3 separate regions of the Homo sapiens genome follow, and all the other regions are linked to region 3. A link is a contact called in ENCODE Hi-C or POLR2A ChIA-PET data. All regions are on one chromosome and are shown on one strand. Each heading gives the region's core, a stretch centred on a gene start or an enhancer-like site at or near the end of the contact. The rest is flanking DNA. Distances are from core to core; before and after follow the strand shown.

Region 1 (4,131 bases), core at 864-3,363, 56 kb before region 3:
GAAATCTGAATATTAAAACTTTTCACATACATTATAAAGTATAAGACACAATGGAAATAAAAGTTATTAGTGTTATTATCATAGTTATCAACATTATTAATAATATAAGGTGAAAGAATAGGTATGCCTTGTGCCCCAGGCAAATAATTTAGCTACCAAAGTACTAACAAGTCCGTAATACTGCATTTTATCCATTTAGACACATTCCCCTCCATATTTTAACATTTCTCTCTCTTTTTTTTTTTTTTGGAGACCGAGTCTCACTCTGTTGCCCAGGCTAGAGTGCAATGGCACAATCTCGGGTCACTGTAACCTCCACCTCCCTGGTTCCAGCGACTCTCCTGCCTCAGCCTCCCACGTAGCTGGGATTATAGGCGCCTGCTACCATGCCCAGCTAATTTTTGTATTTTCAGTAGAGACAGGGTTTCACCATGCTGGCCAGGCTAGTCTTAAACTCCTGACCTCCAGTGATTTGCCCCCCTCGGCCTCCCAAAGTGCTGGGATTACAGGCATGAGCCACTGCGCCCAGCCATATATTTTAACATTTCTAATATAAGAATGTTTCTTTCATTCTTATATTTCATTCTTATATTATATTTCATTCTTATATAGTGACATTGTAAAATCACTATTAGCTATTTTCCCCCATTTTCACAGCTCTGAAATCTTATAATCAGGGAAGTCTTAGATAAAATATGAACTGTGGACTATGGATTTCACCTCTGCTAGACTCTGTGTATTGAGCGCCACAGGGAGGCTGTGAGTCTGTTGCAACAATTGGGATTAGGGTTTCCTGGTCACTGAGTGGAAGCAGCTGAGTGGGCAGTTTATCTGTGCGGGGTAGGAGGAGTCTTGGGTGGGCTCAGCCCTGTGGCAGTGCACTCTTGGGGTTTTGATAGCTTACCTGACTTTTTTTTTTTTTTTTTTTTTAATAGACAGGGTCTCACTCTGTTGCTCAGGCTGGAGTGCAGTGGCACGATCACAGCACACTGCAGCCTCGAACTCCTGGGCTCAAGTGATCCTCCCACCTCAGCCTCCTGCGTAGCTGGGACTACAGACGCACACCACTTTGCATGGCTAACTTTTAAATTTTTTGTAGAGACGAAGTCTCCCCATGTTGCCCAGGGGTGGTCCAGAACACCTGGCCCCAAGCCGTCCTCCCACTTCAGCCTCCCAAAGCATTGGAATTATAGATGTGAGCCACTGCGTCCAGCCGGCCTTACCTGACTTTTGAAAGCCAGGTGAAAGAGAGGTTCAGGACTCCATATACACTGTCTACACTACAGCATGGTATACATCTCTCTTTCTAAATCCTTGCTGGGCACACAGGATTCTTCACAAACCAATTTCAACAGGGAACAGCCCATCTGAAAAATATGCACCATTCCTAAAGTCATGCCTTGCATTCCTGTGAAAGTCACTCCTGACTTGCTAAATAGCCACTGCAGGGCGCCTCAGAGTGACCACGATTGAAGTTGGATGAAACAACTTCTACTGATGCCAAATGGTGGTATATCACCCTGCCTGCGGACTAGTGGCGCCATGAATGTAAGATAATATTATGACAAGGAAGTTAAGAAGCACAGGAAATGAAAACAATACAGTGGCTTGGGATACAGATCCAGGACAGAAACGACTTCAGAGCGGTCAGGGTGTGTTTGTAAAAGCATAGGTTGTTTAAGCAAAAAACCATTGGGCAGAAACCCATAGCAGCCACTCTCAGTCCGCAGCTCACCAGGAGAAGTGCAGAACGTTTTGAAAAACTGTTCCACTCAAGCAAGGACTATGCTAGACAGAGGAGAGCTGTTGAGAAGGCAGAGGCTGTGTTTGGCCAGCCAAATCCCTCACAGGGCCACATTTGCTGACTAAGTAAATAAGAGTGGATGCTGAGAGGGGCCGTTAGAATGTGCAAGGGCTCACTTTAAAAATATGTTCCTAGGCTGGGTGCAGTGGCTCATGCTTATAATCCCAGCATTTTGGGAGGCCTAGGTGGGACGATCACGAGGTCAGGATTTGAGACCAGCCTGGCTAACATGGTGAAACCCCCGTCTCTACTAAAAATACAAACATTAGCTGGGTGTGGTGGCACGTGCCTGAAATCCCAGCTACATGGGAGGCTGAGGCAGGAGAATAGCTTGAACGTGGGTGGCAGAGGTTGCAGTGAGCCGAGATTGCGCCACTGCACTCCAGCCTGGGTGACAGAGTGAAACTTTGTCTCAGAAAAAAAAAAAGAAAATATGTTTCTATTTCCTTTGCTTCCTCTTATGTTCTGTTGATTTAGCACATACTGTGACAGCTTTTACTTTTGGCCTGATGGTAGCTTGGTCAGGGAGTCTGAATATGTGGACAGGGTACAGGATTTGGTCCTCTTGTTTAGTGTTCATTTCTGCAGTGGATCTAACTCCTGGCGGTCCTTGATAAGCTGATCTGGGGCTTTCCTAGGTCCCCTAAGCCTGATGAGACTGCACGAGTGGGCAGGGGAGGGACTTAAGATTCTTGCCAATCTGACCGTAAGATAAACAGGGGTAAATGGCCAAGAGATGTTGGCCAGAGGAAGGCCTTTGAGTGCCTCAGGAACCAAGTAGGAGAGGAATCTGAGGAATTGAGGCTGCTCAGACGTGCCAGACGTTGGCTGGCTGGTTTCCAGTGGTGAGCCAGATGGTTTTGAGAACCAGAGGCCAGTATTTTGGGCAGGAGTAGTGACTTGTGAGAAATGAAGTAGAAAAAGGCCAGGAACCCTGACATCTAAGAAGGTGGATGGATGGGATGGCAAAGAGTCTTACACCCCAGAAATCCTCCCATTTCAGATAAGGAATAAGAGGTACACTCTAGACCCAAAAACTGTGTTTTGGGTGGGAGGAGACTTGCCTAGAGACCCGGCCAATAGGACATTCCAAGAGGTGAGACTGATCTGCCAGCCGGACTTTCAATATCCAATTCACCCTTTTACTTACTCTAAGCCCAAGAAATGAGAATTAGGGGAACCCTATCTCTGTGAGGGAAATCCCAGCTCCAAAAAGTTTATCCCCTCAAGATGAGGTGATCAGTTCCCAGAACTGCAGCAAAGCCTGAGGCTAGGGCACCCAAAAACAAAGCTCCAAGAGCATTCAGGAGAACTGAAGGGAGGATTGTGGAAGCATCTCAGAATGTTCCAGGGCAGCAGAACAACCAGGCATGCTCTTAGGGTCATGTAACATTAGATGCTAAAGAGGCCCTAGGAATCTACACAGAAAAGACCTGGCTGGGCGCGTTGGCTCATGCTTGTAATCCCAGCACTTTGGGAGGCCGAGGCGGGCGAATCACTTGAGGTCAGGAGTTCGAGACCAGCCTAGCCAACATGGTGAAACCCTGTGTCTACTAAAAATACAAAAATTAGCCACCCATGGTGGTAAACAGCTGTAATTCCAGCTACTCGGGAGGTCGAGGCATGAGAATCACTTGAACCCGGGAGGTGGAGGTTGTAGTGAGCTGTGATCACATCACTGCACTCCAGCTTGGGTGAAAGGGAGAGACTCCACCTCAAGAAAAACAAAACGAAACAAAAAGACCCACACTGCTTTATAAAATTTTGAGGTAACAATAAAAAATCAAGAGAGTTCAAATGAAAATCCATATTTGAGGGCGTTTTTGAAAATTCAGAAGACCTGGCAATACAGAGCTCACATTCCCATGGTATATGAGTTGACTTGGGTGGCTGCAGTTAAATAGAAGCTACTCAGCTGGGTGCAGTGGCTCACGCCGGTAATTCCAGCACTTTGGGAGGCTGAGGCGGGTGGATCCCAAGGTCAGGAGTTCAAGACCAGCCTGGTCACGATGGTGAAACCCTGTCTCTACTGAAAATACAGGAAAATTAGCTGGGTGTGGTAGTGGGTGCCTGTAATCCCAGCTACTCAGGAGGCTGAGGCAGAGAATTGCTTGAACCCGGGAGGCAGAGGTTGCAGTGAGCCGAGATCGCACCACTGCACTCCAGCCTGGGTGACAGAGCGAGACTCCATCTCAAAAAAAAAAAAAAAAAAAAAAGAAGCTACTCACTTCCAGAGGCGCTTCTATCTGTCCTGTCTCCACAGTCCCCACTGCCTGCTATTGCCTCCTGGTGAGAAGATTTAACTTGCCCAAGATGAAATACATTGG
Region 2 (4,230 bases), core at 1,387-3,886, 40 kb after region 3:
GCCAGTGTGATGGCAGCGGTTGCTCCAGATGGCCCACTGTTGCCATCAATCTCAATTACATGTGGATTCTAAAAGTCAAATTCATAAAATAGAGATTAGAATGGTGATTTCCAAGGTCTGGAGGGTGGAGAGGGAGGGAAATGGGGGGATGTTTGGCAAAGGGTAAAAGGTTTCAGTTATGCAGGATGAATAAGTTCTAGAGATATTATATACAGCATGGTGATTATAGTTAATATTACTGTAGAATATACATGCAATTTGCTAAGAGAATAGCTCTTAAATATTCTCACCACATACAAAAAAATGGTAACTTATATGAGATGATGGATATGTTAATCAGCTTGTGGTAATCATTTCACAATATACATGTATATCAAGACATTACATTGTCCATCTTAAATATATACAATTTTTATTTTGTCAATTATATGTCAATAGAGAACCCATCCCCCAAAATTTGTGGTTTAGAGTTAGTATGAATAATGCCAATGGGTTTTCAGTTCATAAAAGAGTGATCTGCTGACAAAAGAATGAGGGGAGCAAGTTTTAGGAGATGTGTTGACTGAGGAAGTTTCTTCAGAAGGAGCTGCTGTATATTCCATTATGTTTTTTATTCTCTGTTTGATCTTGCTGTCCTGTGGAACTTTGATGTAATTAGGAAACACATTCCTCAGGTTAAATGTGAATAGGATGGGATGGTCTGTGAATGTGCGGGCGCATGGTGTGGGACTGGCGGGCAGCTCCGCCTGCGGACCTGGTGTGGGATCCAGTAGGTGAAGCCAGCTGGGCTCCTAAGTCTAGTGGAGACTTGGAGAACCTTTATGTCTAGCTAAGGGATTGTAAATACACCAATCAGCACTCTGTGTCTAGCTCAAGGTTTGTAAACACACCAATCAGCACCCTGTGTCTAGCTCAAAGTTTGTAAACGCACCCATCAGTGCTCTGTGTCTAGCTAATCCAGTGGGGACTTGGAGAACTTTTGTGTCTAGCTCAGGGATTGTAAATGCACCAATCAGTACCCTGTCAAAACAGACCAATCAGCTCTCTGTAAAATGGACCAATCAGCAGGATGTGGGTAGGCCCAGATAAGAGAATAAAAGCAGGCTGCCCAAGCCAGCAGTGGCAACCCACTCGGGTCCCCTTCCACACTGTGGAAGCTTTGTTCTTTCGCTCTTTGCAATAAATCTTGCTGCTGTTCACTCTTTGGGTCCGCATTGCCTTTATGAGCTGTAACACTCACTGCGAAGGTCTGCAGCTTCACTCCTGAGGCCAGTGAGACCAGGAACCCACCGGGAGGAATGAACAACTCTGGACGGGAGGAATGAACAACTCCAGAGGTGCTGCCTTAAGCGCTGTAACACTCACTGCGAAGGTCTGCAGCTTCACTCCTGAAGCCAGCAAGACCACAAACCCACCAGAAGGAAGAAACTCCGAACATGTCCGAACATCAGAATGAACAAACTCTGGACACACCATCTTTAAGAACTGTAACACTCACCGCGAGGGTCCATGGCTTCATTCTTGAAGTCAGTGAGACCAAGAACCCACCAATTCCGGACGCAAATGTACTAGTATGAGGGACATCATTACATTTAAGGAGCCTGGGAACACGGTTCTCAGGCTTTCGGTTTGGTTGTTCTGCACAATTTTTTTTTTTTTTTTGAGACAGAGTCTCACTCTGTCACCCAGGCTGGAGTGCAGTGGCACGATCTTGGCTCACTGCAAGCTCTGCCTCCCAGGTTCACACCATTCTCCTGCCTCAGCCTCCCAAGTAGCTGGGACTACAGGCACCTGACACCGCACTCAGCTAATCTGGTTTTTGTATTTTTATTAGAGATGGGGTTTCACCGTGTTAGCCAGGTTGGTCTTGATCTCCTGACCTCATGATCCACCCGCCTCGGCCTCCCAAAGTGCTGGGATTACAGGCGTGAGCCACCACCCCTGGCCTCTTCTGCACAATTTTTTAAGTGGGGGGACTCTTTTGAAAGGACTTCAGGCTGAGACTTCTGAAAGCATGTAGTGAAGGGCTGAGGGACAAGACCAGAAGGTGGGGCCTAGCCAAGGCTTTGTACTCGCATTCTTACACTCTCCTGCCATTGTCCCTGTGATGAAATGAGCTTCATACATATAGTTTGCTTGAAAATACACCTCATGGGCCAGGTGCAGTGGCTCATGCCTGTAATACCAACACTCAAGCCTTTGGAAGGCTGAGGCAGGTGGATCACTTTGAGGTCAGGAGTTCGAGACCAGCCTGGGCAACATGGTGAAACCCTGTCTCTACTAAAAACACAAAAATTAGCCAGACATGGTGGCACATTCCTATAATCCCAGCTACTTGGGAGTCTGAGGCAGGAGAATCGCTGGAACCCAGGAGGTGGAGGTTGCAGCGAGCCGAGATCACACCACTGCATTCCAGCCTGGGCGACAGAGTGAGACTCCATCTCAAAAAATGTTAAAAAGAAAAGAAAAAACACCCCATGAAGTGTCCTATGATCAAATTTCTGAGACAGAGGAGAGATATGGCATGCTCCATTGTGATTAAAAAAAACGTGGCTTGTAACCTTGGCTTCTCCATCTGTCAAGTGATGACAATCAATGCAGCAATAACTGCACACCTCTCTCACTTCCTCTCTCTTGATCAAGGAAGACTGTGAGAATTAAGAGTTGATCAGAAAGCAAAGTAACAATGATATGTTACAGAGGAGTGAGCTTGCAATGAGATCTGTGAAATTTGGCAAAGCACAGGAAGTGTCCAATTCAGCTAGATTGGATTGGTGCTAAGGCAGTTTGAGCTTGAGGTTGTCCAGAATCCTTTCTGCTAACGAATGCCAACTACAAGGGGAATCCCTGCCTCACCGTTTGCATATAGATTTAGGAGGAAATGCAGATTTGCTCATTTGGTTTCTGTGCAATTTTAGAGTCAAAATGAAACTAGAATGTGAATATTAGAGTATGTGAACCTTCTTAGTATAAAGCTGGATTCCCCTCTGACTTCTGTAGCATTTAGGAAATTGTGCCTTATAATAGCAGCAATCAATAATACATTGTCCTTTCATCAAGTAACAACAATGACTGCTGATGCTCAGATCCTAGTGTTCTGTAGAATCTAGCAACCCATTGTTTGGATACAAGGGTGCATGAATTAACAATATTCACTGCTCATTTTCTTTGTGTTTGCATTCTAGTCTTCTGGAAATGGATTTACTAAAAAAATACTTTCCAAAAAATGAAGTGTTGATTTTTTTTCTTTGTCAGGTAAGAGCCATAATACATGTTCATCATTTTTAAAAAATTGGAATAGGGCCGGGTGCAGTGGCTCGCGCCTGTAATCTCAGCTCTCTGGGAGGCCTGGGCAACATGGAGAGACTGTCTCTACAAAAAATTTAGAAATCAAGTGGGTGTTGTGGCAGGCACCTGTAGTCCCAGCTACTTGGGAGGCTGAGGCAGGAGGATCTCTTGAGCCCAGGAGTTTGAGGTTGCAATGAGCCATGATTGCATCACTGCACTCCAGCCTCGGTGACAGAGAAAGACCCTGCCAGAAAAAAAAAAAAAAAAAAGATGAGAAGGAAGACTATGCAACCCAAACACAATCATTGTTGACTTGTATACAATAGAGTCCCTTAACTCATCTCCACTTAAGGAAACCACTAGATTAATGGATACAACCTCTATTCTATCTGCAAAGTCCTCAGTAGGCTCAAGATGTGACACTGGCATTCTCACAGTGCATCTAAACACATCTCCCACCAGTTGCATGGTCTACTTACCAGGAGTCAGTTTTGTTTGTTCCCAGATGTGTTTATAAAGTTTGCAGTGAAAAAAATATGTAATTAGGAATTATGTAAATGGATGAAAATATAGCAAAGAACATTCTCCCCACCATCACCAAATGCTGTCAGATTAGGTATGGACATGCAACTATAAAAGATTGAGAACAAATCATTAAAATCTAGAAGATTTGTCCTCAGATTGCTTCAAGAGTATCTTTAAGTTCTTGCTACATTCTAAAGAAACTAGAAAATTGTAGTTGATGCATTAAGGATGTGAGACTGAATTGTTAGGTATGAAATACAAAATGAGCGAAGATGCTCCCAAAAACAAAATAACGAAACAAAAATAAAAACCCAACAACAATAAAACTGTAAATCCATGCAATGTTTAATATGTGCCGTGGACTGTTCCAGGCCCTGGAGAAATATTATTCATTTTATTGTCATAAATAATATTGTC
Region 3 (4,367 bases), core at 1,248-3,747:
AGTTTTCTGCCAGTTTACGGAGTGGCACTGTCTTTTATTCCAAAATAAACTGTGTTTGGGTTTGGAAATTAATTGTCACCTCTTTTTAAATGATATTTTGAGGCTCTGCATTTAACAGCATTTGCAATTATCAGAGGCTACCTAGGTGAGATTCATGGGCTGTTATAGAGCTAGAGGGGTACAGTCCTTGAGGAAGCAAGGAGTTTGCAAAGAAACTATACTCACACACGCACACACATAAATGTTCACAGATGTGTGAATTGGGCAGGGCACAATGGCTCATGCCTGTAATCCCAGCACTTTGGGAGGCTAAGGCGGGTGGATCATGAGGTCAGGAGTTTGAGACCAGCCTGGCCAATATGGTGAAACCCCGTCTCTACTAAAAATACAAAAAAATTACCTGGGTGTGGTGGCACTCTCCTGTAGTCCCAGCTGCTCGGGAGGCTGAGGCAGGAGAATTGCTTGAACCTGGGAGATGGAGGTTGCAGTGAGCTGAGATCGCGCCACTGCACTCCAGCCTGGGTGACAGAGCAAGACTCTGTCAAGAAAAGGAGAAGAAGAAGAAGAAAAAGAAGAAGAAGAAGAAGGTGGTGGTGGTGGTGGTGGTGGTGGTGGCGGTGGTGTGTGAATTGGCTTCAGAAGCTTTCCAACTCTTCAAAACAAAGTGTCAGTTCTTCTCCAGGTGATTTTTAAAGTTTACCTGGGATTAAGGCACCTCAGGACCTAAGTTAAATTTATTTCCAGTCTCCTTCCCATGTCAGGCTGGTACCTACATAACACTTTCCTGAAGACTGGAAAAAGGGAGTACAAATGATAGCCTAAAAAAAATAGGGAGTGCCAGCAGATGAATTTTGGGTAAATTTATGCTATCTCAGGGAGCATAGGATCGGGGTCGGGCAGTGGAGATGAAATTGCGGATGAGAGGCTATTAAAAAGTAGAGAGAAGTTCTTGAATGTAAAAGTTTGGATACAAAATTGGAGTGGCCCTGGGAGACATTATCTATGCAAGTTGTTGAACTATTTTTTCTAGAAATTCTGTTAGAAAAGAAAGTATTTTTCTAGACTGGCTTAAGTTTAATTCTCTCTAGAGGCAACAGAATGAATTGCATGACCTTTATATGGACACTGATTTTTCTTTTTTTCCAATTCTCTGATCCCTACTCCCTGGCACAGGACCTGAAAGGGGCATGATTTCTGTTGGCCTTTCCCTTTTATTCATCATATCCTTTAAAAGTCACCTTCTCTACAAAGCCTTTACAAACAAACTAGAAATAGATTTCAGAACCCCTTTTTGTCTGAAGGAAGGGAGGAGAATTGACATTTATGAGTTCTTCCTAAGTGCCAGCTTGGTCTAGTTTCCTTTGTTTATCTTATTTTATGAATTTTCATGAGAATGGTGCTTGTTTTCTACTTACTTGGTATCTTTCATTTATGCCTATCTTTTCAGGTGAGGAAATTTTAGAAAGATTAAGTAATTTACCCTCTGCTCATGTAGCTATTAATTAACTGCAAACGTAGACAATAATCTTTTCCTTTTACCATGCTGTTTCTAAACTCCATTTCTTTGAGGCTGGGCACAGTGGCTTACACCTGTAATCCCAGCACTTTGGGAGGCGGAGGCGGGTGGATCACTTGAGGTCAGGGGTTTGAGACCAGCCTGGTCAACATGGTAAAACTCCATCTCTACTAAAAATACAAAAATTAGCCATGTGTGGTGGCAGGTGCCTGTAATCCCAGATACTCAGGAGGATGAGGCAGAAGAATTGCTTGAACCTGGGAGGCCGAAGTTGCAGTAGGCTGAGATTGCGCCACTGCACTGCAGCCTGGATGACAGAGTGAGTGAGACTATATCTCAAAACAAAACGAAACAAAAAAAAAATGGAGATTTTTTTGGCATGCACATAGATAGACACACAGACACAAGCATGAGCGGACAGACATACAAAAGCTGTTCTCAACACTGAACTACATATAAAGACTTTTACCTTTTAAATTTGTATTAGATATCCAAACTATTTATAATGACTATTTTGTGCTGTATATGGTTGGGGTCAAATATTGAGATTATATATTTTCTTTTAATGATATTGTCAATTCCTCAAGGGAAGGGACCACATTTTCATTCATTTCCATTCCTCCTCTCACCAGTCCCCAGGCCCTAGCACTTGCATCAGTAGCCATTCAGTACATGTTTCAAAACTGACCAAGGACATGGGACCTGTCTATTGAAATTGCTTTTTCACAGTCTTCAAAAATCCTGGCAAGAAAGCCCATGAGAGTGTTTCCCATTTGTAAAGGAGAACCCACTGCAGATGCCTTTCATTAGATTGGCATTTGGCATCTGGCATCAAAACTGCTTTTTCAAAAACGAAGTTTTTCCCGACCAGTGTTCCAGCTTAGAATTCTGAATATCCTAAAAGGAACTGGAAGTCTTTGTCAACAGCTGAGGATATGGCTGGGCTCTTGTGGCTCTGGCCTTGTCAAAGCCCTTTTCAAGGCTGTGAGATCATAATGCATGATGAGTCAGGACGGGGACTAATGGCCCAGTGACATCAGGCTGAGCCATTGCAGGGATCTAAATATGACACAGACAGTCTATGCCCTGTTTTGCATATCTTACAGGATTCGAACTGCAAGTGGTAATAAACTAGATTTTAAAACTATTTCCCTTATGTTACCAGGTTAGACTTTTTTGCTATCCCCTCATGGACACTGACTAAAGCAGTGTGTTAGGATCCTGGTGGGAAAATGGGAGTGTATGCTAATGGAGTAATTAAGAAGAGTATTTTAAAAAATATATATATATATATATTTTTGTTTTTAGAGACTGGGATGCTGCTGAGGAGTATAGTAGCTCTCCACAGGGACAGTCCCACCATTGATCAGCACGGGAGTTTTGACTTGCTCCATTTCCAATCTGGGCAGGTTTATCCATCTTTAGGCAGTGTGGTTGGTGGTCCCCTGTTCCCAGGAGGTTGTTATATTGACGCCGACCATTGGAACATTAGTGTGGACACCTGATCAGCATAGTACACTACAGCCCAGATTTCTTGGGTTTAAGCAGTCCTTTTGCCTTGACCTCCCATGTAGTTGGGACTAAAGGTGCATGCATTAAAAAAAAAGTGATTAAAAAAGGTATGTAAATTATACTTTTATGGGAATGGGCAGAGTTAAGGGAAACCAACCATGGACAGAGCAGGAACCTGGGGTTAGCAGCACCAGGGCACAGGTACCACCCTGGCCTGAAGGGGCAAGAAGAAGGATTGGTTACTGGATCCTAGAGAAAGTAACTGCACACAGAGGGCACTGTGGTCTTGGGGTAGAAACAGAAATTCACCTTGAAAGGAAGGAGCTAGGGAAATCAATTCCCTGACCCCACTCTCTATTGGCTGGACACAGAAGCCAGAGGGCAAGTAACTCATGATGCAGTCCATAGAAGTCAGCCTTTCTGGGCACAGGGAAGTGTGAATTAAGGTGAAGATGAACCTGCTGGTAGATAGAAATGTCCAGCAAAGCGACTTTCCTCAAATATTCTTGCTTGGGAACTATTTCTATTGGTTGTTAACAAATGTTCTTTAACAAAAATAAAGAGAGTTGTAGGAGTGGATTCAGCATGGAAAATCATAGTTAAATAAAGTTAAACAGGTCTCTTCAGTATTTCTTGGGAGCTCTAAAATGCAAATGTGTGTTGTGGTTCTTTAATGAAAATGGTCTATTTCCTAAACGTAGTGGGTCTTGCAGTCCTTTATTCAGAGACGTATCTCAGGGACTTGCATTACTAAGAACTTGCTTTAGTTTAAAACTCACTGATTACAGCAAAGATATCCAAAGAAACAGACTGAAATAATAATGATAAAGAAATCAGGAGATCTTGGAAATGGTTGTTGCTAAGTTATAGACAATAACATAACTTTTAGCAGTTAATGGAAAGTCACCCCAAACCAAAAGGGAAAGTCACCTTGTATTTCACTTCTCTGTGTTTGGCTTTAACACGAAGGAGTGAGAGGCCTCACATACAGAAGGCCTTGCCAGTTCCCCCATGATGTCAGCCCCCACATGGATCCACTGGTGACATTGTCCCTCTCTTCTTTTTTCCTAAGACTGTGAAAAATGCCAGTTTCCTCTCAGCATCACCCCTAGTTGCCCCATTATCCTCTGCATTTAGGTGTGCGGCCTGTCTGCCCCTGGCAGCAGGACAGCCTGACTCTCAGGCCAGTGGAACTGGCCATTGAGTCAACTTATTTGGGTTTTCCTTGTCACTCAGCTCTCTGAGGCACAGTGTGGGAAAACCCATTAACCAACCAACAGCTTACCCCATTGATTGATCATCGATTGCATAAATAGTAGTTTTCTAGCTAATGATGACT

The links. A loop is a pair of places that touch in the nucleus more often than their neighbours do. ChIA-PET counts read pairs that join two places held with the same protein, here RNA polymerase II (POLR2A). Pooled maps may share reads with other maps.
Region 1: a loop to region 3 is called in a map of ovary, with 2.2 times the contacts of the local background. The contact joins two enhancer-like sites. A Hi-C loop is called at or near these places in 2 of 168 maps with a recorded cell type or tissue (aorta and ovary) and 1 of 37 single-sample maps with no recorded cell type. POLR2A ChIA-PET finds 5 or more read pairs at or near these places in 3 of 52 experiments (CD8-positive, alpha-beta T cell, activated CD4-positive, alpha-beta T cell and activated T-cell).
Region 2: a loop to region 3 is called in a map of dorsolateral prefrontal cortex, with 2.7 times the contacts of the local background. The contact joins two enhancer-like sites. A Hi-C loop is called at or near these places in 3 of 168 maps with a recorded cell type or tissue (PC-9 and dorsolateral prefrontal cortex) and 11 of 50 pooled maps. POLR2A ChIA-PET finds 5 or more read pairs at or near these places in 7 of 52 experiments (AG04450, K562, Panc1 and 3 more).

What each region holds. Positions count from the first base shown.
Region 1 is chr4:38,209,083-38,213,213 of GRCh38, forward strand. No RefSeq gene overlaps it. Among named protein-coding and RNA genes, the nearest start is that of LINC02513, 160 kb to the right of the region's middle. Within about 2 kb of position 2,114, at least 10 of the 41 ENCODE cell types and tissues checked have a DNase peak (open chromatin) inside an H3K27ac peak, as active enhancers do.
Region 2 is chr4:38,303,940-38,308,169 of GRCh38, forward strand. No RefSeq gene overlaps it. Among named protein-coding and RNA genes, the nearest start is that of LINC02513, 61 kb to the right of the region's middle. RefSeq lists an enhancer at 4,158-4,230. Within about 2 kb of position 2,637, at least 3 of the 41 ENCODE cell types and tissues checked have a DNase peak (open chromatin) inside an H3K27ac peak, as active enhancers do.
Region 3 is chr4:38,264,319-38,268,685 of GRCh38, forward strand. No RefSeq gene overlaps it. Among named protein-coding and RNA genes, the nearest start is that of LINC02513, 100 kb to the right of the region's middle. RefSeq lists an enhancer at 4,009-4,178. Within about 2 kb of position 2,498, at least 2 of the 41 ENCODE cell types and tissues checked have a DNase peak (open chromatin) inside an H3K27ac peak, as active enhancers do.